2 separate regions of the Homo sapiens genome follow, and region 2 is linked to region 1. Evidence: chromatin loops called from intact Hi-C (ENCODE). Cell type or tissue: mammary epithelial cell. All regions are shown on one strand. Links, peaks and the distances in the headings refer to the core of each region. The heading gives the core; the rest is flanking DNA.

Region 1 (15,317 bases), core at 6,247-11,246:
TCAGCTAGCACGATCCACCAGCAGAACCAGGCTACTGTGGTTCTGAGACAAAGATGACATTCATTTACCATGTGGTTTCTCAGAAAGCGTATCTACACAGCAGGTTTCCCTGGCAATTTTGGATACATATGTCTTTTCCAGACTGCTGTTCTTGGCTAGTTTTCTGAAAGAAAAGAGCACAAAATCTCATTATATTCCAAAGCACAAATAAATTCAGTCTCAACATACTTTAAACCAAGCTTTACAGGAAAAATAAGAAGTTGAAACAAAAATAGTGTACCCTGTCAAGAACAATTTAGGATAGTCTTCTCACCAGAAACTGCTCGACAGGACTACTTCAGTAAAAAGCCATTAACAGGCAGTGCTGTTGACCTTGGCTAGCTACTGGGCATTCACATGGCACTGCCGGGTCAGAAACCTAAACACCAAACATAGTCTCCATTCATCTTTCTTCTAGCACAGAAGAAAAGAAACTCATCAGAAAAAGTTTAAAAAGCAGAGCATGGAGATTGTCCAGAAAGGTGGTGGCAAGAGTCTGAGAGCGCAGGTGCTGATGGTTAAAACCCCAGCTTAATTCACACACTCAACAGGCAAAAAAATGCAACAATAAAAACAATCACAAAGACTCAATCCCCAAACCTCCTGTTGACAAGAAAAAAGCCTGGCTTAATATATTAGAACGACCTGAAAACAACCCAACTCCAACCAAAAAAGCCCCAAATGTTAAATGCCAAGTAAAAAGAGGATGATTAAATCAATCAAAAGAATGTAATGTGATGGGCTACTATGTGACCCTTAAAAATGATTTCACAAGTGTTTTTAATGATATGAGAAAATGTTTAAGATATGTTAAGTGAAAAAAAATCAAGATTTATTATGCATGCAGAATGATCTCAGCTGTGTAAAATAATATCTAAGTATTAAAAAACTGGAAGGAAATGTTAAAATGTAATTATTATTGCTGGGGGGGGTGGAAGAGTTGTAAGAGACATTTTCTTCTTTAAGCTTTTCTTCAGTCTCTAAACTTTCTATAATGAGTGTGTTTTTACAACTAGAAGGTTAACAAAATAGCATTGTAACATTATAGAAGAGCAAACCAACACCAAAAAAGAAGAAAATAATAACATTTATTAAGTGCTTATTGCAGGCCAGCAGTAAGGACCATTGTCCTAAAGGTGCTTTACGTGCATTACAGGTTTAGTATCCCTTATCCAAGATGCCTGGGACCAGAAGTGTTTTGGATTTTGGATTTTTGGATTTGGGATTACGCAACCTGCATCTCATTTGATACTCACGACAGCCCTATGAAAGAGGTATGACTTTACCATGTTTGACAGATAAGACAATCAAGGGTTAGACAGGTGGCATAATAGGTGGAGAAGATAGGCTATGAGCCCTAACAGAATAACTCCAGTGGTTTTAACCACTATATGCCTCTCAACCACAATGGCATAATCTGTCTCCCTGCCTGCAAGCCTGACCTAAACATAAGCCTCAATGACAAAATCTACTTTAGAAGGCACTATAATAATTTAGGATAGTGTGACTGCCAAGGTACTAAGATACTCAGATAAATATTCAAAAGAGGAACTAAAACACCTCTAATGAAGCTATAAAAAGAATCCATGTGATAGAGCAATGCATCGCTGCAGTTGAAAACATACCAGCACAACAAATCAACCCACAGCTAAATCCCACTATACAAGAGAAGCTAGTAATAACTGTCAAAGAAAGACCCCTGGTAACCACTTATTGAACTACCATGAAAAAAGGAACTCACTAAAAGATACAATAACAATGAGCTAGACAGTAAGGATTTGAATTTGTCTCCCAAAAAGCCCCCTAGCAACAAGAGGCCTGGACCATCAAAGGCTAGAGAAAAGAAAGAAACTAAAGAGAAAAATAAAAAGCATTGTACTTGATGCCAAATTATATAAAATACAACCAGCACAGAAGGACCACCTTACTTTTCTTTCAGTCTAGCACTAAAGGCCTTTTGGTTAGAAACAATCAATTTTGCTTGGCAAAAAAAGGATCAAGACATAGAAGTACTTTGGATCAAATTCTGTAGAATCAGCCTATTTGAGATGCATTAAGGTTAATGCCAAAACCAATACGGTGTTCTGTTCACAGTTTCTTTCTAGAGGTTTTAAAAGCCGAAAAACATTAAAACTCAGAGTTTGAAGTGGAAAGTTTCTATCTGTAAAAACAAGCCACTTTTAGGTACTATAAGCTATTAAGATTTGGTAATTCTAAATTAATTATGTATTTTTTAAACCCTTGGTTGTTAGAAAAATATAAAGCTCGATTGCTACCTTACTCTTAACACCAAGACAAATACATGATAGATTAAATATTGAGAAAGAAAAAATAATAAAACATTCTAAAACAAAGTAAGGGTTAATATTTTTGTAATCTTAGAATGTGAAAAACTTTCCCAAAGATGACATAAAATTCCAGAAACCACAAGAAAAAGCTAATAAATCAAAATATATAAAAATTTAAATGTCTGAAGTTAGATACCATATACAAAGCTTTAAAAGATATTCTAGCAGAATATCTTTACCACATATGTTAAAAGGTTCATAACCTGACTTGATAGCTGAAGAAGTCTTTAAAATCAATAAAGAAAATAAGAATTCCATGGAAAATTCAGTAAATAATATAAAGCAACAATTCACATACCAAAAACGATAGGGAAATTTAACAATATGTATCAAAATTTCAAATTTGTGAACAGTTTGACCCAATAATTCTACTGCAGGAATTAATTCTAAGGGCGTACCATGCAAAGATGTTATTAAAGCAATATTTATTAATATTAAAAAGCTGAAGGCTACCTAAATGACCATCAGCTGGAGACTGGTTAAATCAGAGATCACAAACACAAATGTTTTGAGAGACTGGCAAAGACAACAGAAATAAACTCAACAGTCTGCTCATAAAACAAAAACAGGAAGTGATGGGGTCTGTGAAGAGCTGGAGAACTCAGACCCATTTCAGTAGTTCAAAGTATAAAAATTACATGTGCCACAGGCCAAACTGGCTCCCCCTTTCCCAGTCCCCACACACCCCCAGAGTGAGATGTGTAATCTGTAGCCATGGCACGAGCACTGCTGACTGTTCTCTCTGCAGCCAGCCTAGGAAGATCCCCTTACTCTGAATGCTCGTCTGTTCTATCACATTTGAGTAGATACAAAGGAGCTCATTGATGTGGCCAAACGGATTCTCAGGATTAACAAAACCTTAAAGGTCATCTAGTCTAACTTGAAGCTTTCCTTGAGGCTGCAGTCATTCAGACGTTTAGGCCCAGGTGAACAGTGTAGAGAGGGGAGGGGAAGGAAGTGGAAAGTGATGGAGTACAAAGCCAGAAGTCAGGGAATGAGGACTACACTTGGCTTTCCTGTGGGATTTTCATTTTCCACAACAACAAAATTGAGATGGGAGGAGAAGTGGTGAGAATTCTTAAAAAGCTGAAATCCTGTGCATCACATATTTTCTGTATCACTGTACGTAAAACTCCATTAACCGAATACCAGGAACTCAAGCATTATTCTAATATGAAGTGCTGAATTCACAGTACCATTGTTAAACATCCGTTTAGCAATGAACTCTGGGCAGCTGTTACCCTCACTGACCAAGCTGGCAAAGGGAAGAGTTCCACAGATAATGTGACAGATTGTATATGGTATTTTTACTGCAAGATCTTAATTCATCCCAGGAACTGTTTTAAAAGAATAGTTGTAGTTTATAATTGCAGTCTCAGCAGCACTTCCAAAAGTGGAAAACCTCCACTTGAAATTGGAATGGAACATTTCTTCCCAATGTGTGAAAATAACTTTATGCTTGGTCCTGCATATCTAGGAATAAGAGCACTTGGGAGGGGGTAGAAAATTTCCTGACTTTACCTCATTTTTAATAGCACTACATTAAGATTTATTAAACTAGATGCATCCATGTCTAAAGAACAGTTTTTGCTGTGTATTTTCTCCTAAGTAAAGGGCAAATGGAAGTGACTAGTGGGTCTATAAAGTAGATTCAAGTTTGCTCTCCCTCCAGCTGCTGGCCACCCTCTGATCCAATGCTCTGCAATGTGAACTCTGCTTGATGAAAGGGTACCCTCGGCAGCTGATGGATCCCATACAGCTCTCTCTGTCTCTCTCTGTCTCTTTCATACATACGCACATACATTTACTTGAGCTATTTTACATTAACAAATGTACCATCAGGAAAAAACTGTTTTGAAAAAAAAAACATCAATGTGGGAACTGTCCAGGACCTATAGCCTCCAGGCAGGCACAGAAGGGAAGCAATCAGAGAAAACACAAAAGGTCTATCAGTGTTTTAGTGAGTATCCTTGATATTTAAACCCTAGGAACAAGAAAGTCATAACAGAATTAAGCTCACCCTAGGAACAAGAAAGTCATAACAGAATTAAGCTCATCTTAGGTATAAAATAAATATCATGGCTGGGCATGGTGGCTCACGCCTGTAATTCCAGCACTTTGGGAGGCCGAGGCGGATGGATCACCTGAGGTCAGGAGTTCGAGGCCAGCCTGGCCAACATGGTGAAACCCCGTCTCTACTAAAAATACAAAAATTAGCCGGGCATGGTGGCGGGAGGCTGAGGCAGGAGAACCACCTGAACGCAGGAGGCAGAGGTTGCAGTGAGCCAAGACCACGCCACTGCACTCCAGCCTGGGCAACAGAGCAACACTCCGTCTCAAAAAAAAAAAATCACAAAGCAAACAATGTGTGAACTAGCAGGGCCTGCAACAAAAGTGTGAAATAAGTGTAGGTCTTCCTCTTACCTTCCTTTTTTAGGGCAGCCCACCTCAGTATCTTTCCCTTTTCCAGTAGTTCATCCATGTCTCCCACCCTAAGTGTTACACATGTAAATAAAATTTACTGAATGCCTACTCTGTGTCAGATACTCTGCTAAGCACTTTAAAAGCATTTTTAAATTAATCTTCTCAATAACTCAGAAGTAAATATGATTAGTATCTTCATTTTAGGTTGGGTGAGAAGCCTAGAGTTACTGGTCCCATAAATAATGAAACCAGCAATGGATCCAAGTCTATCTGCTCTTGGTCAGTATATCAGACTGCCTTCTATGCTCATGTTGGCGTCCTGGGTGTCCTAAGCATTTCTCTGCTTTTAAAAGAACAGGAAAAGAACCTTATATATACTGAGCATCTTTTACACACTTTACACAAGCTCTTTATTTTAGGCTCACATGATCCCTATGAGAGAGACGCATTAGCTGCATTTTTTAAATTGGCAAACAAAGACCAAGAGAGTTTGAGGGCTCTTGAAGGCTTAATCTTACCTTTAGCAGACAAAGAAACAGAGTCCCAGAAAGGTTAGGTGGCTTACTTAAGGACACAAAGCTAGTTACAGTCAGAGCTGAGACCTGATTCCCAACCCACTGCTCTTCTTCACTATAAATAAGCCATCACTCTAAAAGGAACCCACATATTAATAATAGATTAGGAATGCCAGGCACTTTGCTAAATGCTTTATGCTTTATCCAATTCGATCAAGGGAATTCCCAACACTGTATTTCCAATCAATGTTTTTTACTACAGTTTTACCAAAGAAGCAGGGAAGAAATCTAAATTCCACATCTATGAAATTATAGTCCAATTAACATATTCCTATACACATAGATGAATGGATATTACAAAAAGAAAATCTGAAGAAATTTAAAAAGATTTCCAAAGAGTGCACAATGGGCCCAAATAACATAATCAAATAACACATTCTGAGCACCTGCATGCTATGGCAATTCGCTAAGGGCTGCACATGTTAGAGAAAGAAAAGATGCAGCATCTGAATTAGATGAATGTTTACCATCGGCACATATATAACCATTCTCACACAAACAAACGTGCGTTATTCTGAGAAAAATAATGGTCTATCTTTTATTAATCATGCACCAAGGGTGGGACAGGTCACCTAGCATCTCTTGTCACCTAGCGCCTCAAAGCCTCTCTGTCAAATAAGTGGGAATAAGATCTATAAGATCTACCATGTGAGGATATTATGAAAAGAAGATGGTATAAAACATTTACAGGGACCTAACACACAACAAGCATTCAATAACTGCTATTTTCATCATTTCCTTGTCAAAATCCAAAATGTAGTTAGTCTTAAGAGACCAAGTGTGTCTGCCAATAAAATTTAAAATTAGACAAGATAATGAGCAACCAATATGAAGATTACTAAAAATATTCATTATCTAACACTGGAGTAAGAAAAGCAAATTAGGCTGGGCGTGGTAGCTCACACCTGTAATCCCAGCACTTTGGGAGGCCGAGGCGGGCAGATCACGAGGTCAGGAGTTCAAGACCAGCCTGGCCAACATGGTGAAACCCTGTCTCTACTAAAAATACAAAAATTAGCCAGATGTGGTGGCAGGTGCCTGTAATCCCAGCTACTCAGGAGGCTGAGGCAGGAGAATTGCTTGAATCCAGGAGGCGGAGGTTGCAGTGAGCCGAGATCACGCCACTGCACTCCAGCCTAGGTGACAGAGCAAGGCTTCATCTCGGAAAAAAAATAAATAAATAAATTTAAAAAAAAAAAGAAAAGCAAATTAGCAGAAAAGCCCATACTGATTAGACAATAGATAACAGAGTAGAAGAGAAGAAAAATTCAGGAACAAGTGCCTGAATGAGACTGACAAGCACACTGTGACAGAGATATAACCAGAAAATATATCAAATATTTCCTGTATCCATTAAGATTCCTCCACAATAGATACCTTTGTTTTCAGAGGTTATATTTGCTTTTTTTTTTTTTTCCTTTTAGTTTTGAGATAGGGTCTCATTCTGTTACCCAGGCTACAGTGCAGTGCCACAGTCATGGCTTGCTGCAGCCTCAACTTCCTGGGCTCAAACGATCCTTCTGCCTCAGCCTCCTGAGTAGCTGGGACTACAGGTACGCACCACCACACTTAGCCAATTTTTCTTTTTTTTTTTTTTGTAGATACAGGGTATTGCTATGTAGCCCAAGCTAGTCATGAACTCCTGACCTCAAGCAATCCTCCTGCCTTGGCCTCCCAAAGGGCTGGGATTGCACCTGGCGAAAACCAAAAATGTTCTTAAAATAATAATGCCTTTTTAGTTAGAATGACATTTTCTGGCTAGGTGCGGTGGCTCAGGCCTATAATCCCAGCACTTTGGGAGGCGGAGGCAGGCGGATCACCTGAGGTCAGGAGTTTGTGACTGGCCCGGCCAACATGGTGAAACCCCATCTCTACTAAAAATACAAAAATTAGCCAGGCATGGTGGCATGCACCTGTAATGTCAGCTACTCAGCAGGCTGAGGCAGGAGAATCATTTGAACCCGGGAGGCAGAGGTTGCAGTGAGCCGAGATTGGGCCACTGCACTCCAGCCTGGGCGACAGAGCGAGACTCCTTCTCAAAAAAACAAACGAACAAACAAAAAAAAAAGACACTTTCTGACAATAGCAAAATTACTGTACAACCCATAATTAGAAAGTAAATAAGAAAGAACAGCAAAAGAAAGTACAAATTAAATTGCTCCAATAAGAATTGTTTGCATAAACAATTAATGAAATACAAAGCTTGTCAATCTGCATTGTGTTCTCAATAAGCATGAAAAAAAACACTGTGAGTTAATAATAAATACTCCTCTAATGTCACGAAATTCCCAGGAAGATGCAATAAACCTGAAATCATTCTTCCTGGTTACTGTAGTCCCTATCACATGTTATTTGAAAGAAGATTCTTTTTCCTGGTTTATAACATTGGGTATTTAATATGTAAGCATAGTTTTTGTTTTTGTTTTCATGTGAGAAAACACACACACTTATGAATTAACGCAGACAGGAAGCCACTTAGGGGTCTGGGTTCCAGACCTGATTCTGGCACCAAGTAGGAAAGATGCCTTTGTAAAATGTCTCTGGGCTCCAGTTCCTCAAACTATAAGAGGATAAGAAACCCCACCCTGCTACCTCACAGAAACACTGTAAGCATTGCCAAACAAAAGAACAAACTATGAATGCATCTTTAACTATATTAAATGCTACCTAGATCTAAAGTGATAATGTTACTATCATCAGCAAACGGAGTCATACCAGAAATCCAGGCTTAACTGCTCCTTTGTCTTCCTCACTTCTGAATTATTTGTCATCATTCAAAGAGTTAATTTTTTTATAATAGTAAAATAAAATGTGAAATAAAAATAAGTGATAATACTTAATACACAATGAACCGAAAATAAACATCAACGGCCTTATAATTCTTGGCTAATAAAATTCTACCAAAGTTTTGAAAGTAAACTTAGTTCAAATAACCCAATGTATATTTCATTTGATCCTTTCTCCAACTCTGTGGGAAAAGCAGGATAGGTACTATTATGTTTAATTTTTACAGATCACAAACTAAAATTCAAAGAGGAGGGTGACTCACCCAAGGTCCCAGCTAAAGCCTGGGCCATTCACCCTTCTTCTTATGTAATGTAATGTTCATTCTACTGGTCTGTGTTACAAGTTTTCCCTATTTTCAAACAAACTCACTTCACACAATGTCAAATTTCTAAAGTGATTCAGTAACTTTTTTCTTTTTTTTGAGACACGATCTTGCTCTGTTGCCCAGACTGGAGTGTAGTGGCACAATCACGGCTCACTGCAAACCATATACTCCCGGGTTCAAGCAAGCCTCCCACCTCAACCACCTGAGTAGCTGGGACCACAGGCACATGCCACCCTACCTGGCTTTTTAAAATGTGCTTTTATTTTTTGTAGAGATGGGGTCTCACTATGTTGCCCAGACTGGCCTTGAACTCCTGGGCTCAAGCGATCCTGCAACCTCAGCCTCCCAAAAAGCTGGGATTATAGGCATGAGCCACTGGTTCGGTAATTTTATCATTCACCCGGCCTGGTTCAATAATTTTATCATTCATTTTACATAGCCAGCAAGCTCTGCCTTAAGCAAATGCCACACAGGAGATTGTGCACTCAAGAAGTGAAAGGGCGGCATCTATTGGTAGAAGTGTGTTACTGTAAGGGAAGTAGTTTCAGAGCTTCAAGATTTGAAAATTTCCGTTAACCTCAACAGTTCATGATTTGAGAGGTGGGTAGAAAGAAACACTGTATTATTGTATAGAGATGTAAGGAAAAGAAAGGAAGAAAGCATTAGGAAGTTCTAAAATTGATACCTATGATCACTTTGGTAATCAATTTCCAAGCAGTAATAGTTTTAATTCCTTTGTTTTAGAGTAGTTTTAGATCAGTCCCTCTGGGAGCAAGTATTCTTTGGGAATGTATCTCTGATTTTATAACAGAAGGCAATGGCAAATCACTGGGGGAAAAGTTTAGGTAGTGAAATTTACTCCATGGACAATGTTTCAAGAAAGGAGGGGAAAGTGGAAGGAGGGAGGAGAAGCTGACATTTATGAAGTGACTACAGGTGAAGTATCCCTTAACCAAAATGTTTGGGACCAGAAGTGTTTTAAACTTTGGATTTTGGAGGATTTTGAAATATTTGCATTATACTTACCTGTTGACCATCTCTAATCCAAAAATATGAAATTTGAAATGCTCCAATGAGCACTTTCTTTGACTGTTCAAAAGTTTCAAATTTTAGAGCATTTCAGGATTTCAGGTTTGGGATACTCAATCTGTATTATATTGCAGGCCCCTGATGTGCATTACTCCATTTAACTCTCATATAGGTTCAAAATGTATCCTATGGGTTCTAGTATTACTTCATTTTACAGATGAGGACAATGAAGCTCAGAGAGGAGAGGTAAGTGGCCCACAGCTACTCAGCAAATGGTGAAGTCAGGATTTGAACGCTGAAAGCCTGATTCCAATGATCTTAACTACCAAATCTACTGCTTCTTCACTAAAAGAACAGTCACTTTGGTACACTTGGTACACAACTGCAACTTTATCAAGCCTTCTAAACAAATGTAAAATCTTTGCTATTGTGAATAGTGCTGTAATGAACAACCTAAATGTTCATCAATGATAGACTGGATAAAGAACATGTGGTATATATATACCATGGAATATTATGCAGCCATAAAAAGGAAGGAGATCATGTCCTTCACAGGGATATGGATGGAGCTGGAGGTGATTATCCTTAGCAAACTAACACGGAACAGAAAAAAAAATGCTGCATGTTCTCACTTATAAGTGGGAGCTGAATGATAAGAACACATGGACACATGGTGGGGAACAACACACACTGGGGCCTGTCAGAGGGTGGGGGCTTGGGAGGAGGGAGAGCATCAGGAAGAATAGCTAATGGATGCTGGGCTTAATACCTAAGTGATGGCATGATCTGTGCCATAAACCAACATGGCACACATTTACCTATGTAAAAAACCAGCACATCCTGCACATGTGCCCCTGAACTTAAAAGTTGGAAATTTTTAAAAAAGAAAAAGTAAAATCTAACATTTTCAGTCAAAAAATCTGGATGTATCGAACAACCAATACCCTGAGTTGTGTTTTTTTCTCAGTAGCAGTACAATAAATTACCATCAATCAGCCTTCTCCTCCCTACACTGTCCATTAGAAATCTCAGTAATATCAGCATCAAACTCCAACAGAGAAATGAAGAAAGGAAATGAAACATGCTTTCCATTCCAGCATTACTGGTGCTTGGAGTAGGTGTGTTATCAAAGACAAAAGATGCTAATTGCGTTGTATTTCACTTGAGTAGTGGAGGATCCAGATTTGTATTAGGTAAAAGTGGTCCTGTTGGGAGAGGGAAATGACACCAGGAACACACCTTAGATAATGAGAAAAGTTCTGCATCATGTTTTTTCTTTCAGAGGCACTGGGCTACATAAGCAAATATCACTTTCAAGAGCTCTAATAGAGACCCTTTCTTTGGATGGAGTGGGAAAACTTGCATAAATCTCCTTTGTCTTCTCAACATTTCATGTCCCAGGAATAAGGATTACTGAATTGTCAAGAGTTCGTGTGAGAAAAAAAAACAGGAGGTAAAGCTGAAAAGAAAGACTGAAGAAAATATCTTCAACAGCTCAAAAGAAGAGTGAAAAATATGTGTCTAAGTGAATGAGATCATAATTCAAAAGCGTGGCTATAGATCCAGGAATAAGAAAAATACATTCATCTCAGCTGAAAACTAAAAACTGTGCTTTCTAGAGTAATAGCTAATTTACATTTTAAATTTCAGCCATTGAAACCTTCTTGATGAATAATAAACAACACTGAAGTTACAGTTGTTTTTCTTTTTCTTTTCTGACTTCAAATTATAGAAAAATTAAAGTAACTGAACCAAATCTGGCTTTGGTTGTAATGAGATTCAAACTTTAAAAACTTCAGGTTCTGATTACAGCAATTAGGAATTCCAGGCCTCCAGGTTGTTAACACCTGGCAACATTTTAATGCCTGCGGCAGGCTAACAAACAATGTTTGCCAGGAGATTGATTACTCACTCTTCCTGTGACACGTGATGTTATGACTAGAGTCTTAGGGGCTGCTTTATACAAACAGCACTAAAATGTGGCAGAGGGAGACCTCTGAATAAATCCACTCCTTGCTGTTTAAAAAAAAAAAAAAGCTAAACACGCTTAAAACATGTAACTTGCTTCTCAAAACTGACAAAGCATGAACCTAAAAAACCAAAACAATCATAAAAAATTGCATTCCCTATTTATGAATAGGTTTATGAAGCAATCAACTTAAAAACTGTTGCAAACAACCTAAATGTGTATCATCAGAGGACTGGCTGAATAAACTACAATACATCCTCACAACAGAATACTAAGCATAGGAAAAAAGAATGAGGACTATCTCTATGTATGGCTATGGAGTAATTTCTAGGATATATAATTAACAAAAAACAAACAGAGAAAAGTATGGACAGGACACTACTGTTATCTCAGAATGGTAGTACAAACATACATGTATTTGTCTGTGCGTGCATGCATGCATGCATACATGTGTCTTGTGTATATCTCCCAAACATTAAAAAAAGGAGGAAACAGAGGAGATAGGAATAGAAACTAAATCTGAACAACTTTGTTTTGTAGACTTGCCCCTTGGAACCATATAGTTTATATAATTATAAAGCAAAACAATAAAAAGCAATACCTCAAACAAAAAACAAAATGAAACAAAAAAACCTATTGGCCAATTAAGTTTGTGGCATAACCACGTAGAAATTATTCCCAGTAGCTTTAACATATAATAATTTCATTGTACATCTATATGGGATGTCCCTAAGGACAACAAGCTGCAACACAAATCTTTAACTGTTTTCAGTATTGTTGTCAGAAGTACTGGCATTATTATTCCGAGGCTGACATTTATTGTGAATTGAAAAACAAATGAGTAATTATATTAGAATTGCTGGGAAGATATTTGGCATGGGGGAAAGGATTACAGATGTGGGATGAAAGTGGTTAAGGAAAAAACTAGTAGTATTCAATCTACACTGGAAATAGCATAAGAACGCATGAGTTTGTAATAAACACATTTCCTGGATTCATACATTGAAAAGGCTTAGAAAAAAATGACCTAACTGCAATGAGCACAACTTGCACCCAGACTGTGGTCTCTAATTACCATTTCCCATTTTAAAAACCTGAGTTCCTTAAAAAAAAAAAAAAGGTCTGTTTCCAGGTTTGGAGCAAGACATGGACAAGATGAGCCTGGAACATCTCACATCTCATCATACTAGAAAGCAAGGATGCTCTCACAAACTACCAGGGAGTATATAAAGCATACCTCAATAAAACATTTAAAAGTAACTACTGGGGTTATATCAAGATGGAACCATTTGAACATAAGAAATAGATGAAAGGATTGAAACAGATCAAATATTTTTAAATCCACGAATTTATGATACAAAAAAAATCCCTGGTTATATCTTTGGAGAATGCCAGGGAACCAATACATTATTTTGAAAATTATAATAAAAATCAAAAAATCAAGTGCATATTCTGTCTTTTCTGTATACATTGTACCTGAGATTATCTAAATAATGAAATGCTTCTTTACTTCAATTGGTAAATGGAGAAGAAATGATCAAATGTCACCACTTTGTAACCTCTAATGAAATGGCATCCAGACAATGACCTTCACTGGTTTCTAACAACGGAAAAAGAGAGATGACCATATATCCAGATATTATGAACCTTCTGATGGAAGTATACATACCACCTATGAAATACCCTTGCCAAAAAAAAAAAAAAAAATCGAACCTGATTCTGATCAAGCTTCTAGATCAGCAATTCTCAAAGTCTGGCTTGCAGATCCCTGGAAGATCCCTGACACACTCTTAGGGGACTCTATAAGACCAAACTATTTTCATATTAATCTTAAGACACTATTTGACTTTTCTACTGTGTTGACATCTGTACTGATTACACAAAAGCAGTGGGGGCTAAAACTGTTAGCCTCAGTAGAAACCAAAAAGTGGCACCAAATAGTGTCAGCAGTTATTGCATTCTTTACAGTCACTGGCTACAGTTTTTTAAAAATCCTTAAGAATGTCCTTGATGAAGTAGTAAAAAAGTTCATGTCTTTTTAATAGTATCTATGATGAAATGGGAAGTCCGCATATAGCACTTCTGTTTTAACTGAAATACAATGGTCATTTTGAAGCAAAGCACTTGTGCAATTGAGCTGCAAGCTCAACCAGCTGCTTTTTCCACAGAGCACCATTTTACATGAAAAATGACAAACTGTGAGTATTCAGACTTGGGTATCTGGCAGACATTTTCTCAGAAATGAAAAAAGTGAGTCTGTCACTCAAAGGAAAACAACTAAGAGTGTTGTAGCTGATGATAAAATTCAAACCTTCAAATGAAAATAAGTATTCTGGAAAACTTGAATCTACCACTGTGAGCTTGACAACTTCCCTACACTTAGCTACTCTTCTGATGAGACTGGTCATAACTTCAAGGAATGTGGGGTTTTTTTATATTGTTTAATGAAATGTGCCAACATTTAGAAGATCCATGTAACTGAATGAACCAACATCTTCCAAATGCCCAATGCGTGATGTTACAAAATCATGTGTGAGTAAAAGTTCCACTCAAAATTTTAAAACATCAATGAATTTTAATATACAGAGTAAGAAAATTTCATGAATTTAGTTTTATATTCTACATTGCAACTAACCTATAAGAAACCACTACTTGTTGAGTTTTGGTATAGGGTCAAAGACTATCCACAGTTATCTTAAACAGCTATTACAATAGTTCTGTCTTTTTCAACTACACCTCTTTTTGCTAGGCTAGACTTTCTTCCTATACTTCAAACAGAACAATGTATTACAACAGACTGAATGCAAAACAGATAGGATCATCTATCTGTCTAAGCCAAAAAATTTGAAAAATGTAAACAATGCTATTTTTCTTACTCATTTGTTTTTGTTTTGGGAAAATGGTCATTTTTCATTGAAAAAAACTACATTAATGTATAATTAGCTTTTTTTTTAAGTAAATAAATTCTTTAAACATTTTTTGAGTTTTAATTTCTAATTCAGTAAATATTAGTATAAACGAAAGCCCTCTGGGGTCCTCAATAATGTTTATAAGTATGAAGCGGTCCTGAGGACCTCTGTTCTAGATAAAACTACCAATTTATAAGAAACTCAGGGAACATATTAAATAAGACCACTTAGATGCAATCAGCAATATCCCGAATGAAGGTTGAAACTATATGGGATAACAACTGGGTTTCTCCAACAGTATCTCAGAGTACACGAGCAGGGGTAGCAGAAAGGAAGGGCTTTAAATTAAAAGTGGCTTAAGAGACATATCAACCAACTTCCTATAAATCGCATTTGGATCCTAATTCAAACAAGCTAAAAAATATATATAAATCCAGGAGACTAAACAGTAACAAGGCATTTTTTGGCATTAAGGAAATTTATTACTCCTAATTTGTAAAAGTATGATAAAGGTATTATAATTTTTAAAAGGTCAATAATATTTTATAAATACACATGAAATATTTAGAAATGAGATATGCCTGGGATTTGCTTCAAAACAATCAAGCAGTGTGGGTGAATAGTGGAGGTGAAGGATTAAATAAAACAAGAATAGCTGACTTGATGATTGTTGTAACTGAGTAATGGGACATTAAATTTTACCTTACCATTAAAGGCTGGTAAATTTAAGAATATGCACTAACTTTTAGAGTCACTTTGAAATAAATGAACAATAATTTCACCAAATGTTTTGGGAGAGTTATTTTTGTCTCTATGAAATGGCAGATAAAGTTTCAAATTGTAGATAACTGAGTTCCCAGGAAACATCAAGATGCATTCTTGACAGTATTGACTTAAGCGTAGGCAAATAAA
Region 2 (13,789 bases), core at 8,790-13,789, 180 kb before region 1:
AATTTAAAGAATTCCTGGGAATTCTGAAATATTTTTCTTAAATCTTGAATATAAATATCTGTTGGTAACTTGAAAGCACTAGAAGAAAATATCTACAATGGCAATACAAAATTATGAGTATCATAACTACACTACCATGTAGCACATATAATATTAATTCACTTCTACTGTCACTTGTTTCTATTTGAACTAGGTCACTTTAATTATATAGTCAACTTTATTGGGGCTTTTAAAAGTGGCTTGTTTATAGAATTTGTGCCAATGCTCATGTTAAGTTGAGATTTTAACCAAGAATGGTAATTATAAATTGTTATCATCACTGATAATTTGTGGGATTGAACTTCAGTCCAGAATATTATATACATTGTTAAAAAGAAATGATCTTATTAGGAAGGGGGTTAAGAAGCATTGTATATCAAGAGTGGGCATGGTGGCTCATGCCTGTAGTACCAGCACTTTGGGAGGCTAAGATGGGCGAATCACTTGAGGTCAGGGGTTCGAGACCAGCCTGGCCAACATGGTGAAACCCCATCTCTACTAAAAATACAAAAAGTAGCTGGATATGGTGGCACACACCTGTAATCTCACCTAATTGGGGGCTGAGGCAGAAGAATCACTTGAGCCTGGGAGGTGGAGGTTGCAGGCGCTTCAGCCTGGGTGACACAATGAGGGAGATTCCATCTCAAAAAAAAAAAAAGCATTGCATATCAAAATAATACATAAGAGAAAATCAATGAACTTAGAAGCAGCAACACTGTAGAATACATGTTTGTAAGAACAAAAGAAGAAATAAAGGGAAGACAAACCTTGTGGGAATATATTACAGACCACCCAACTGGTATGGTAATGAATGATACCTTCTGAAGGCAGTTTATAAAAATAATATAAAGGCAGGATAAAATAATAAGCAGTTGCTTTTATCTGAAAATTATTTCATTTATGTTATGTCTTACAGTGCCTGAGTGCATTTATAACAATAAATGCTTCTTAAATGAGAAAAAACAGGCAAGTCTTAAATTGGTAGATGTCAGCATAATGATTGCCCCTGAAGGGTTGGAATTAAATTTGAATGCGTCATAGACAACTTTCAAGGTTGATGAGAATGTTCTATATCTCCATATGATTTTGTGTAACTACACATATGTATTTGCCAAATCTCATTCAAATAAATACATTAGATCTGTGCTTTTCTTTGTATATATTTTACCTCAATATTAAGATATAATAAAAGATTGTTTTATTATTATTATTACCAAATTTGTTGTCATGCTGGAACTTTTTATTGAGCACTGGGGCTGAGATAATCTCACTCAATACCTCTGAAAATCTATATGACATGGTTATTATTATTCCCACATTAAGACGCAGGAGGTCTGGCCAGGCGTGGGGGCTCATGCCTGTAATCCCAGCACTCTGGGAGGCCGAGACAGGCAGATTGCTTGAGTTCAGGAGTTCAAGACCATCCTGGGCAGCATAGTGAAACCCCATCTCTACTAAAAATACAAAAAATTAGCTGGCCATGGTGGCGTGCACCTGTAATCCCAGCTACTCAGGGGGCTGAGGTGGGAAAATCAGGTCAATGCTGCAGTGAGCCAAGATCACACCACTGCACTCCAGCCTGGGTGACAGAGTGAGAAAAAAGAAAAAAGAAAAGAAAAGAAAAAGATGCAGAAGTTCAGCATCAGAGACCTTGCTGCTCAAGACTATGTAAGTGGTGAAAACCAAGGTTCATGCTAATTGTACATTTATGTATAGAACTGTTAACTTTGCTAGGAGATCCAAAATTTTAATTGTTCGCCTGCTAATAACCAGCATATTCTTGAGTGTATTCTCCCAGAGCATTTATGGCTCTGGCTCTTTTGCTTGTTGGCATATCAATTTAGATACCCTTCCTGACTCCATACCATTACCAGTGTGTCAAGAACACTGTTGAATGTATCTCTGGCCACACATAAAAGTGAGAATCTTGTCACCAGACTCTAGCAGGGAATTATAGCTTCCCTGATGCTAAGGCCCCTAAGCCCACCATGGTCTCTCCTCTTCAATTGCTGGGCTGGAAAAATAAGGCAGGTGGCTGAGCACAGGGCATCCGTGCTCTAGGGAACAGTGCAGTGGAGACAGGTTCTCATGCCACTGTGATGATGTCTGTTACCACACACCTACAGGCAAAATTTAGATCTGATAGAGAAGATCCTTCCTTCCTTCCTTCTTCTTTCTTTCTCTCTCACTCTTTCCTTCCTTCCTCCTCTCTTCCTTTCTTCTTTGTTTCCTTCCTTCTTCCTTTCTTCCTTCTTTCTTCCTTTTTTCTTTCTTCTTTCTTTCTTCCTTCCTTTCTCTCCTTTCTTTATTTTATCTTTCCTTCTTTCTTCTTTTTAAATGAACTCCCAGAATGTTGGGCTAGCACGCATGATCAGAATTACTACACCAAATTTTCTATGTGCAGATGAGGAACTTAAGCTTGGAGAGAAAACAGATTTAATTGAAGATGCACAGGTTCTTATGGCAGAGCTGGAACTAAAATCCAGATCTCCTATCCCCAGTCCAAAGGTTTTCTATTCTCCCATTCTGGCTTCTTCTCCTAGAGGTTTATCCTTCCCTGGAAACTTTCTTAGGAGAGGGGAAGAAGACAGTATAGGCAGCAGAGCTTCCATTTTAAGACTTCCCAACCCCCAAAACTCTTTTAGACCATCCTCTGGTATGTCTATTCACAGATTGTTTTACCCAGTCATGCTTACTGAAATGGTAGAGAGTTGCCACATCAATCGCTGGTACAAGATCTTAAGATCTTAATGGATACTGTAGGAGGAGCACAGTCCTTGAACCAAGTGACGGGTTGGGCTGCTGTGGATTTGTGGAATTGATGGCACCAGTAGATTAGGGACTAACAATCTCTCAGAAATACCAGAGAAATGTATTGCAACAGGCCCTAGCAAACCCCCTGATATATCAAGGTACAGAAAGGTCAAAGGTCACCAATCAGATTCAGTCCAAAAAATACCAGACATACATATAATAGTCAAACTATAAAAGATCAAAGACAAAGAAAGGATCCTGAAAGCAGCAAGAGAAAAGAAGCAAATAACATATAAGGGAGTTCCAATATACCTACATACAAACTTCTCAACAGGAACCTTAAAGGCCAGAAGGAGAGTGGCATGAGATATTCAAAGTGATGAAGAAAAAAAAAACTGTTATCCGTGGATACTGTACCCAGAAAAGTTGTCTTTCAGAAATGAAGGAGAAATACTTTCCTAGACAATCAAAAGCTGAAGAACTTCATCACTAACAGGCATATCTTACAACAGTGATCCTAAACCTTTTGGCACCAGGGACTGATTTCGTGGAAGACAATTTTTCCATGGATAGGGGTGGGGAGGGAGGGGGTGGTGGGGCGGGGCAGTGGGGGCCATAGGGAGCATGCAACCTAGATCCCTTGCATGCACAGTTCACAATAAGGTTCCTGCTCCTATGAGAAACTAATGCCACCCCTGATCTGACAGGAGGCAGAGCTCAGGTGGTAACGCTCACTCACTCTCTGCTCACCTCCTGCTATGTGGGCTGAGTGGGGGTGGGGGGCGGATGGGGAACCCTCTCTTACAAGAAAAGCTAAAGAAAAGATGAAAGAAAGAGTACTCATGTGTAACAATAAAAAAATTAAAAGTATAGAACTCATTAGTAGTAGAAGTAATTACATAAATTCAGAATGCTCTAATACTATAATGGTGGTATGCAAATCATATCTTTAGTATGAAGGTTAAGAATAAAAATTATTTTAAAAAAGACTCCAATAATTCAGGATGGGATATGCAGTATAAAGAAATTTAGCTCAGTGATGTCACCAAGACGACTGACTATAGAAGACAGGCACTCATTCTCCCCACAAGAAAGTACCAAAGCAATGAATAAACTGATGAAACTCGATTAGAGAGTCCAAGGAAGAGTATTCGAATATAGCAGGGGAGTGGAGATGCACCTGTGGGGATTGGAAGTCTAGCAGGGCAGCATGGATGCATCCAGCATCTGCCGCCCTGTCTTCCACACCTGGATCCGATCTATCTGGAGTCAGGAGGACATCCTATTGTGGGGAAAAGGTAAGCAAAAGAACCGCACTAGTCTCCACTACCACCACAAACACCTAAAATCCTTACTACGGAGAATCCTGCAGTACTCACACACAAGCCCTGAGCCGTTTGAAACGCTGCTAGGAATTCATGCAGGTGCATTGCTTTGAACTGAAAGCACAAGGGGTGCACTCCTCATAGTCCACCTACCCACTGTCAGCCAAGATGCTGCAGCAGGTGCCATCTTGAGACCAGAGCCACCTGTGGAGTGCGCCCTCCTGTGGAGCCCAGTAGCCACTGCACTTTTCCCTCAACAGGGCTTGGTCTTCATTCCACCAGGCCCACACCAGTGGCTGAATGCCATAATCCCAGCAGCATCAAGTGTGGATACAGGACTGGCTGTGACTCTGGTCCTGTAGAACAAACAACCCCCGCTGCCCTCACTTCCGCCTGGAGGAATGGCATGACAGTCCCGCACAGGGTAAACCTGCCCTTGAACCAGTCAAACTGCTGCACACCCTCCTCTGAGTGAAAGTGGTGCTCAGGCCTCTGAGAAGTTGACACATTCCAAGGCCTGAGAAGCAGGTACACATCCATGTCTAGGGATTAGAAACATTTCCATGGTGCCCCACCCACTCAAACAAGCCCCTGGCCTACCCAATGGCCCTGCACCCACAATCAGGGCCTGAGATACAGACCTGTGGGCTGCCCCTGGCAGACATGCCCTAGGCTGCATGAGCAGCTGTGCAGCCATGCCCTGGGACTGAGAAACAACACCACAGGCTTCCTCACCAGGGGAAGCCTTCAGGTGGGCTGAGCAGCCATTAATTCACATCCTGGGGCTGAGAAACAGAAAGCCCCAGCAGACATGCACTGAGTCCAGCCAAGCAGCCTTGCACCTGTAATCCAGGCTTGAGAAGCAGCCCTGTGGTCAACCCCTGGCAGACATGCCCCCAGGAGGGTCAATCAGCTGTGTGCCCTGCATCCTAGACCTAAGAAGCAGCCCTCTGGGGCCACCTCCAGCAGACAGACCCCCAAGTCCAGCTGGACAGCCTTGTGCTTGCATTCCAGGACAGAGAAGCAGTCTTTCAGGTTGCCCCCAGCCGACATACACCCGGGTCAGCCAAGCAGCTGTGTGACCACATCCTGGGCCTGAGAAACAGCCTCATGGGCTACCCCTGGCAGGAACACTCCCAGGCTGGCCACGCAGCCATGTACCAAACAAAAATTCTAGAGTTGAAGAATTCAATGAATAAAATAAAAAAATACAACTGTGAACTTTAACAACAGAGTAGAAATAATTTCTACACTAGAGGACAGGATACTTGAAATAATATCAGCAGACAAAAAGATAAAAAAGAATAAAAATAAATGAAGAAAGCCTACAGGATTCTGGGGACACCATTTGTTCAAAATTAAGTGAACAAGTATTCACATTACGGGCATTCCAGAAGAAAAGAGAATGGAAAATGTATAAATAACATGTTAAAAATAGCTGAAAACTTCCCAAGTATTGGCAGTGAGATGGACATACAGGTCCAGGAAGCTCAAAACACCCCATTTAGGTTCAACCCAAACAGGTCCTTTCTGAGGCACGCTATTGTCAAATTGTCAAAAGTCACAGACAAAGAAAGAATTCTTAAAACAAGAAGAGAAAAGCATCATGTCACATATAATGAAATCCTCATCAGACTAACAGAGGATTTCTTAGCAAAAACCTTATAGTCCAGAAGAGAATGGAATAATATATTCAAATTACTAAAAGAAAAAAAAAACTAGTGGACAAGAATACCCAGCAAAATTATCTTTCAGAAATGAAAGAGAAATAAAATTCTTCATAGATAAGCAATAGCTAAGGGGATTCATCACCACTAGACTGGCTTTACAAAATATTTTCAAGAGAGTCATGTCTGGAAGTGAGAAGACAACTGCCACCATCATGAAAGTTTAAGAAACTCTAAAACTCACTGGCAGAGCCGATACACAAAGGAGGAAGAGAAAAGAATCAAGAATTGTCACCACAGAAAACAACCCAGCCCAAAACTTACAATAAGATAGGAAGTAAGGAACAAAAGATATATGAAACAATCAGAAAACAATCAATAAAATAAGAGGTTTAAGCCCTCACCTTTCAACAACAGCCCCGAATATAAATGGATTAAATTCACCATTTAAAATATGTAGACTGGCTGAATGGGTAAAACACCTAAACTCAACTGTGTCCTGCCCACGAGAACTCACATCACCTGTAAAGACATATATGGGGTTGAATTGAAGGTATGGAAAAGATATTCCATGCAAACAGAAACCAAAAGCAAGAAGGAGTAGCTATACTAATATCAGACAAAATAGACTTCAAGTCAAAATCTGGAAAAAGGGACAAATAAGAACATTATGTAATAGTAAAGGGACTAATTCAGCAAGAGAACATAATAATTATAAATATATATGCACCCAACACTGGAGCATCTGGATATATAAGGTGAACATTATTAGAGCTGAAGGGAGAGATAGACTCTAACGCAATAATACGTGGGGATTTTAACACCCTACTCTCAGTATTGGAAAGATAATCAAGATGGAAAATTAACCCAGAAGCATCAAGTTTAAACTGTACTATAGATCAAATGAACTTAACAGACATTTGCAAAACATTTTACCCAGCAGCTATGGAATGCACTTTTGTTGTATCTGCACATGAAACATTCTCCAGGATTGACCAAGTGCTAAAATACAAAAGAAGTCTCAAAAAATTTTAAAAAATCAAAATCATATCAAGTATCTTATATGACCACAAGGAAATAAAACTAGACATCAATAACAACAGGAACATTCAAAACTATACAAAATATATGGAAATTAAACGACATGCTCCTGAATGACCAGTGGATGAAAAAAGAAATTAAGAATAAAATTAAAAATTCCTTGAAACAATCAAAAGTAGAAATACAAAAAAACGAAACTTATGGAGCATGGCAAAAATAGTATTAAGAGGCAAGTTAATAGCAATAAGCCCCTACATAAAAAAACTGGAAAGATATCAAATAAGTAACCTAACAATGCATCTCAAAAAACTAGAAAAGCAAGAACAAGCCAAACCCAAATTAGTAGAAGTGTTACATGATCTTTGGGGTGTTCATTTTCTTTCCAGAAACCTCTGTGGCTGGTGGCACCTTTGCCTGAGTTCCTGTTCTGCATCCAGAAAGAATAAGGTACACAGACAAGTGAAGGGTGAAGACGATGAAGAAGAGCTTTATTTAGTGTTAGAAGAGCTCAGAGGAGACCTGTAGTGGGTTGTTACTCTCTGTAGGCAGATCATCCCTTGAGTATTCAGCTCTCAACAGAGAGGGGGCCCTGGAGAGGGTGGCTCCTCTCTGCAGGCAGGGTGTTCGGATGTCTGCTGGTCTTTGAAGCTCTCGCAGAAAGGGTAGCTTCTCTCTTCGAAGCTCTTGCAGAGAGGGTAGCTCCTCTCTGATGTGAAAGATAGAGAGATGATGAGGAAAAAGGACATGTTTTTTTTCTTCCCTAATAGATGTTACTAACAAATGAACATTGTAGTTAGATTCTATTAGAAACCTCATAGAGTAAGATACCCATTTGATTTAAATGACAACATTTATCATATACCTAAATTTTTATCTCTTGAAACTATGCAATGATGATAAAATTATTAGATGTCAGTTTAAAACATGCTTGGGAAAAAGTAGTTTTTCAAAATTGTTAAGATACTTGTCAGAGATAAATAAAATTTTGGAAAATTACTTTCCCAGACCTCTGCAACATTTGTGGGAGTTAAGGAAGAATGAAGCACAGAGTTATAAATTTGGAAAATTCATGGCTAATTACACTTCATTATTAGGTAGACCTAGGGCCCAACCCTCAAGCAAAGACTCAAGGGATGTAGGCTGAACCACAAGGATTTTGTTCTCCTAATTTAGGGTGGCTCAATTTTTAGGAATGAAAGTACCTAGAACTAAAGTACATCTTGCTCAGTTTCTGACCCTAAGTTCCAAATCCAATCGCAGATCATATTACTTCAACACTTGGAAAGGCCACCAGCAGTAGTACCAGAAAAACTGAAGCAAAAATGCCTTGCTCTTCCATTACAGGATTAATCGGCATGCCATTCATAGGATGCAAACCCAGAGAATTTAACTCCAAAATGCACCTGGAATCTGACCAACAGAGAATCTGAGTGTCAGGAGATATTGAAAGAGACAAATATATCAGAAAAACACAAGTGCAGGAATTGATGAAACTAAATGTGAAACAGTAACTCTGTCCATTTTACAGTTCCTAAGGGATTATGCAACATGGCTGAGTAGAGAGGGAGAGCAAGAGATCAATCCAGCAGACTTAGATTTTCAAAGAGTTTTAAATATACAACGCTTTATTTCTTCGTCTTGTTATCATAGTAAGAAGCATTTAACTCTTGCTAAAAGGAAGTTCTGGGCCTGAGCGATCATGGACAACATGGAGACCAGTTATCCCAGACTGAGCCTGTAGCACTTGTGTCTCCTCAGTCCTGGTTAAGAAGGGCTTTCCATCTTGGGAGAGAACAGGAAACCAGAGATATAGGAAGATGCAAAATGTACAGGGCACATGGTTTTGTGTCCCGGGGGCATTGAGGCGTGATTCCTGTTAGGTATTCTCCTCACAAGAACACTGGCAGGTGCTGCCAAAGAGTCAGGGACTGGGGATCAGGGACTCTAGGCAAGCCATCCTAAGGAATTGTGAAATTATAAACTTACCTCACGATGTAAATGTAAAGAGGAAAATGTTTCATGATTGTAAACTGTAAGTAAAAGGATTTGAAAATAAATAATAAAATCCAGTAACTATTGAGTACCTTAGAGATAATCTTGTTGAAATGTCGACATTATAGAGAGTTATAGAGAGGAGAAGAGTGATGCCCATTATGTGAAGTGGAAGGTGCATATCTGAGCAAAGAGGTCTGTTGAGCCTCCTCCTTCACTTTAGAGAGGCAAATGCGTGGACTGACCCAATTTAAAAGCCCTGCTCACAACGGTTGCTAAACGCATGGGAAGTTCTCAGTTCTCTCTAAGACAAATGCTTCTGAGGGAAGGAGTTAGGGGCAGCAAGGAGAACAGCAGATCTGGGGCTCCTCACCTCAATCCAAAGTCCACCAGGGCTCCATACACTGATGCCGACAGTTGTAGTAGCAACACTTCTTGACCCCCTGCAACTCTTATCACGCCAGCGCATAGGTAAGAGAGTGAAAGGGCAGTCAAGATCAAACTCTGGGCAATATCCCGGTTTCCGTGCAGCTGGAAAAAACGCCATAGGTCAGGAGGCTGAGGCAGGAGAATCGCTTAAATCCAGGAGGCGGAGGATGCAGTGAGCCGAGATCTCGTCACTGCACTCCAGCCTGGGTGACAGAACGAGACTCCAAAAAAAAAAAAAAAAGCCGTAGGATGAGTGGGCACCAATGTGTGATTTCCAGGCCAGGTCACCCCATGGACTCCTCAGAGGAAACGTTCCCAACCCCAGCCACACCCAGGGTCGCCAGGCCCTACCTGCACTCCTCAAGACTCCAGGCTGGGTCATTCAGAGGCAAAGGAGGATGTTCACAGAGAGTAGAAAGAAGCCGCTCAGCTTCATAATGCAAGAAAACGGTGTGGGGGCACCTGGAGGCTGGACCTGTCTATGTCAGCTTTGGCGGGGCCCCATCAACAGATGGCGTTTTGACTCCCGGGGCTGGAGGTCAGAGGTGCCTCCGCTTAACCCGGAAGCACCATCTGTTTCCTTTCACCTCCAGGAAGAGACAACGTGAAACAACTGGGATGTAACTTCTGAGAGCCCTCATGGACTGCCTCCTTTCAGGGTGTTACAGAACTCTTCATCATTTTTACTTCATCCAGCAGATTTTGAGGCAATAGGACGCCATTGTCTGGATCCTCTTATGTATTCTCCAAAGAACACTGGCATGTGCTATCCAGGAATCAAGGACGGGGATCAGGGATTCTAGGCAAGCCATCCTAAGGAAGTGTGAAATTATATAAACACTCACAATGTAAATATGAAGAGGAAAGTGTTTCATTATTATAAGCTGTAGAAAATAGGAATAAAAAATAATAAAAACCCGGTAACTGTTGAGGATCTTAATGAATCTTGCTGAAATATCCTCTTTACAGAGAGGAGAAGGGTGAAGTCCGTTGTGTGAAATGGAAGGTGCATAATCTAAGCAAGGAGGTCTTGCTTCATTGTCCAGAGGCAGATCTATGGGTCGACCCAATTTAAAACCTCTGATCACAACGATTTTCTAGGGGAACATGAAGTTCTCAACTCCTTCTAAGACAATGCTTCTGCAGGAAGGTTTCACGGGCAGCAGATCTGGGGCTCCTAACCTCAATCCAAAGTCCAGCAGGACTCCATACACTAATGCCGACGTTCGTAGTAGCAACACCATTTAACCCCTTTGCAAATTTTATCCTGCCAGCACATGGGTAACAGGATGAAAGGGCAGGCAACAGAAAACTCTGGGCAACATTCAGGTTTCTGTGCAGCTGGAGAAAAATGCCACAGGGTGAGTCGGGGACACCAAGTGACTTCCAGGCATGAGGGCCAGGTCGTCGCATGGACTCCTCAGAGGAAATGCTCCCCAACTCCAGCCACAGTACGCGTCGCCACGCCCTACCCGCCACTTTTCAGGGCTCCAGGCTGGGCCATGTGGAGGAGGCAAAGGGGGACGGTCACAGTGAGTTGAGAGAGGCTGCTTAGCTTCATAATGCAAGAAAAGGGATTGGGCGCACCTGGAGGCTGGACCTGTCTATGTCAGCTCTAGCGGGGCCCCACCAGCAGGTGGTGCTGTGGCTCCGGGGGCTGGAGATCAGAGGTGCCTCAACTTGACCCGGAAGCACCAGCTGTTTTCTTTCACTTCCAGGAAGCAACCACGTGAAACAACTTCTGGGGTGTAATTTTTCAGAGCCCCCATGGATTTTCCTTTTTTCGGGGTGTTGCAGAACTGTCCTGGCTCTTCCTAATTCTTACTTTATACTGTCGAATTTTTAGGTAATAGGAGGGCATTGTTTTTCCCAGGGACTGCATCAGGACTGACCAATTTCCCTCTTCCCACTGTGTATCCAGAACATTTGAAACCGACTCCTCACAGCCATGTTCAGATAAGGGTGCATTTGAAGTGTTTACTTTTACTACATTAACATTGAAACACACACAGACAGAAAGTAAGAGCCAGATATTGATCTATTAGCAAGATAATTTCTAGATTTATGAAAAATCTAGTTCCTTGTGCACCACAGGCTTTAAGTTTAATTCGTGAAAAATTTTTCTCATTTAATTCATGTCTTAATGTCTTCATGACTGTGTCAAAACTTCACTAGTTGATAAAGTCAAAAGGCCAACTTATGGCTTACAGGACTTAAGATCATTGGTGTCCATTCATTATCTGACTAGTAAGCAAACGAAACAGGGAATTTAGTGGCTGTACACGATGCATAACACAGACTTTACAAAATTAGTCCAGGAATGTTACTAAGCAAGTATTCAGCAATAAAAACCACACAAACAAATGCTAAAGATAGATTCTGATTTCCAAAGCTGCCAAATTATATTACGTAGAAAGTACAATTTTATTTAAAAATTATGAGATGTTTAAAGAAACATGAAATACTGCCCATACACAGAAAAGAGGGGAAACAATAAATAGAAATGATCCTTTAGGAATCCCAGACAATGGCCTAGTGGACAAAGATATCAGTTATTATACTCAAAGAACTAAAGGAAATCATGGGCAAAAAGATTAACAGAAAGTATAAAAATCAGTTTCACATCATAAAAAAAATTCATGATGAATGATGAGGTTGTAAAGTAAAATCGCTGATACAGAAAGTCACAAGAGGGTCTTACCAGCAGATAGGAATAGACAGAAGAGAGGAACAACTACTATAATTATAGGTCAATTGAGATTATACACTCTGAGGAACGATAAAGAAAGAGACCTGTGTAATACAATCTAATGGAAAAACATGTGCATAATGGAAATCCCAGAAGAAAGGAGAGAGAAAGAAAGAGGCAGACAGATATTTGAAGATGTAATGGCTAAAAACATTTGATTTTGCTTTAAAACACAAATCTCCATGTATAAAAATCTCAATGAACACTAAGAAAAAACTGTAAGAGATCCACACCTAGACAATTTATAATGGAAATATCAATGACAAAGACAAAAATAAATTCTTTTTTCTTTGAAACAGTCTCATCCTGTCGCTCAGGCTGGAGTGCAATGGCACAATCTTGGCTCACTGCAACCTCCGCCTCCTGGGTTCAAGCGATTCTCCTGTCCCAGCTTCTCGAGTAGCTGGGATTACAGGTGCACACCACCACGCCCAGCTAATTTTTTGTATCTTTAATAGAGACGGGGTTTCACCATGTTGGCCAGGCTGGTCTCTAACTCCTGACCTCATGATCTGCCCACCTCAGCCTCCCAAAGTGCTGGGATTATAGGCATGAGCCACCGCGCTTGGCCGAGAAATTCTTGAAAGCAGCAAGAGATAAATAACTCAAAATGACTAATAAATAAGCTTAACAGCTGATTTATCATTAGAACCATGCAAGCCAGAAGATAGTGAGAGAACATATTAAAAGTGGTGAAAGAAATATCGGTCTACCAAGAATTCTATATCTTGGCAAATCTATCCTTCACAAGTTAGGGAAAAATTAAGGTACTCCCAGATATATGAATACTTCATGTTTTTCACCATTAGATTTCCCATACATGAAATACTGACATGATGACATATGTAGAAAACTTTTAAGAATCCACATAACTCCAAAATATTATTAGAGCTAATAAACAACTCATCAAGGTGCAGGACAAAATATCAACCTATACCTTTCAATTGCATCATGAAAAAAATCCATTTACAATAGCATCGAAAAGAATGAAATACACAGGAATTTATTTAAGAAAATAATGGCAAGACATGTACATTTGTTGAAAACAACAAATCATGATGAAAGAAATTAAAGAAGACATAAAAATAGAGAGCCATTCCATGTTTGTGGATTGAAGACTCAATATTCTTAGGCAGGCAATTTTCCATATTTTATCTAAAAACTAAATGGAATTCCTATAAAGTTACAGATGACTTTTTGTAGAAATTGACATGTTAATCCTAAAGTTCATGTGTAAATGCATAGAACCCAGAATAGCAACCACAATCTTGAAAAAGAGTGCAAATGTAGAAGACTCATACTTCCATATTTCAACACTTACGGCAAAGCTACAGTGTCAAGACAGTGTGGTACTAGCATAAGCATAGACACATATATCAAAGGAATAGAATTGGGAGTCCAAAAATCAACCATTACATTGTCAATTCACTTATCTTCAACAAGGGTAGAAAAACTATTCAGTAGAAAAAGTCATCTTTTCAGCAAATCATACTGGGAAAACTGGATATCCACATGCAAAATAATATAGTTAGAACCTTATAGCACACCAGAATCAAAAATTCCACTTCCATAATTATACCCAAGAGAACTGAAAATGTATTCACGCAAATATTTGCACATGAATGCCCATAGCAGCATTATTAATAACTAATAAAAACGAGCATCTGCGAAAAAGGAATCTGGATCTGCACCTTGAGTGGAATGCGAATGTTAATCAAGTTGGACCATAAACCTTAGTATAGATGCTAAACCTATGCAGCTTCTAGGGAAGGACATCACAGACAGAACATTTC

What was found. A loop is a pair of places that touch in the nucleus more often than their neighbours do. Peaks named below come from ENCODE experiments on the same cell type or tissue, not always from the same donor. Only the 100,000 strongest peaks of a DNase experiment are listed, where the experiment ranks them.
Region 2: a loop joins it to region 1, with 21 times the contacts of the local background. A loop is called at or near these places in 6 of 110 quality-filtered maps.

What each region holds. Positions count from the first base shown.
Region 1 is chr20:45,037,932-45,053,248 of GRCh38, reverse strand. All of the region lies in intron 10 of STK4 (serine/threonine kinase 4), which reads right to left. Among named protein-coding and RNA genes, the nearest start is that of KCNS1, 56 kb to the left of the region's middle. RefSeq lists a silencer at 1,350-1,419. In mammary epithelial cell, for the core only: a CTCF peak has its summit at 9,004; a DNase peak (open chromatin) is centred at 8,988; H3K27ac peaks cover 1,354 bases.
Region 2 is chr20:45,226,836-45,240,624 of GRCh38, reverse strand. LOC105372630 (a long non-coding RNA gene) reads right to left here and starts at 9,788. Exons shown (of 3, transcript XR_936763.3): 1 at 9,599-9,788; 2 at 9,192-9,349. It overlaps LOC124904913 (a long non-coding RNA gene), which reads left to right. Exons shown (of 2, transcript XR_007067605.1): 2 at 1-1,257. In mammary epithelial cell, for the core only: a CTCF peak has its summit at 10,878 (motif pointing right); no DNase peak of the experiment used is centred there; H3K27me3 peaks cover 244 bases.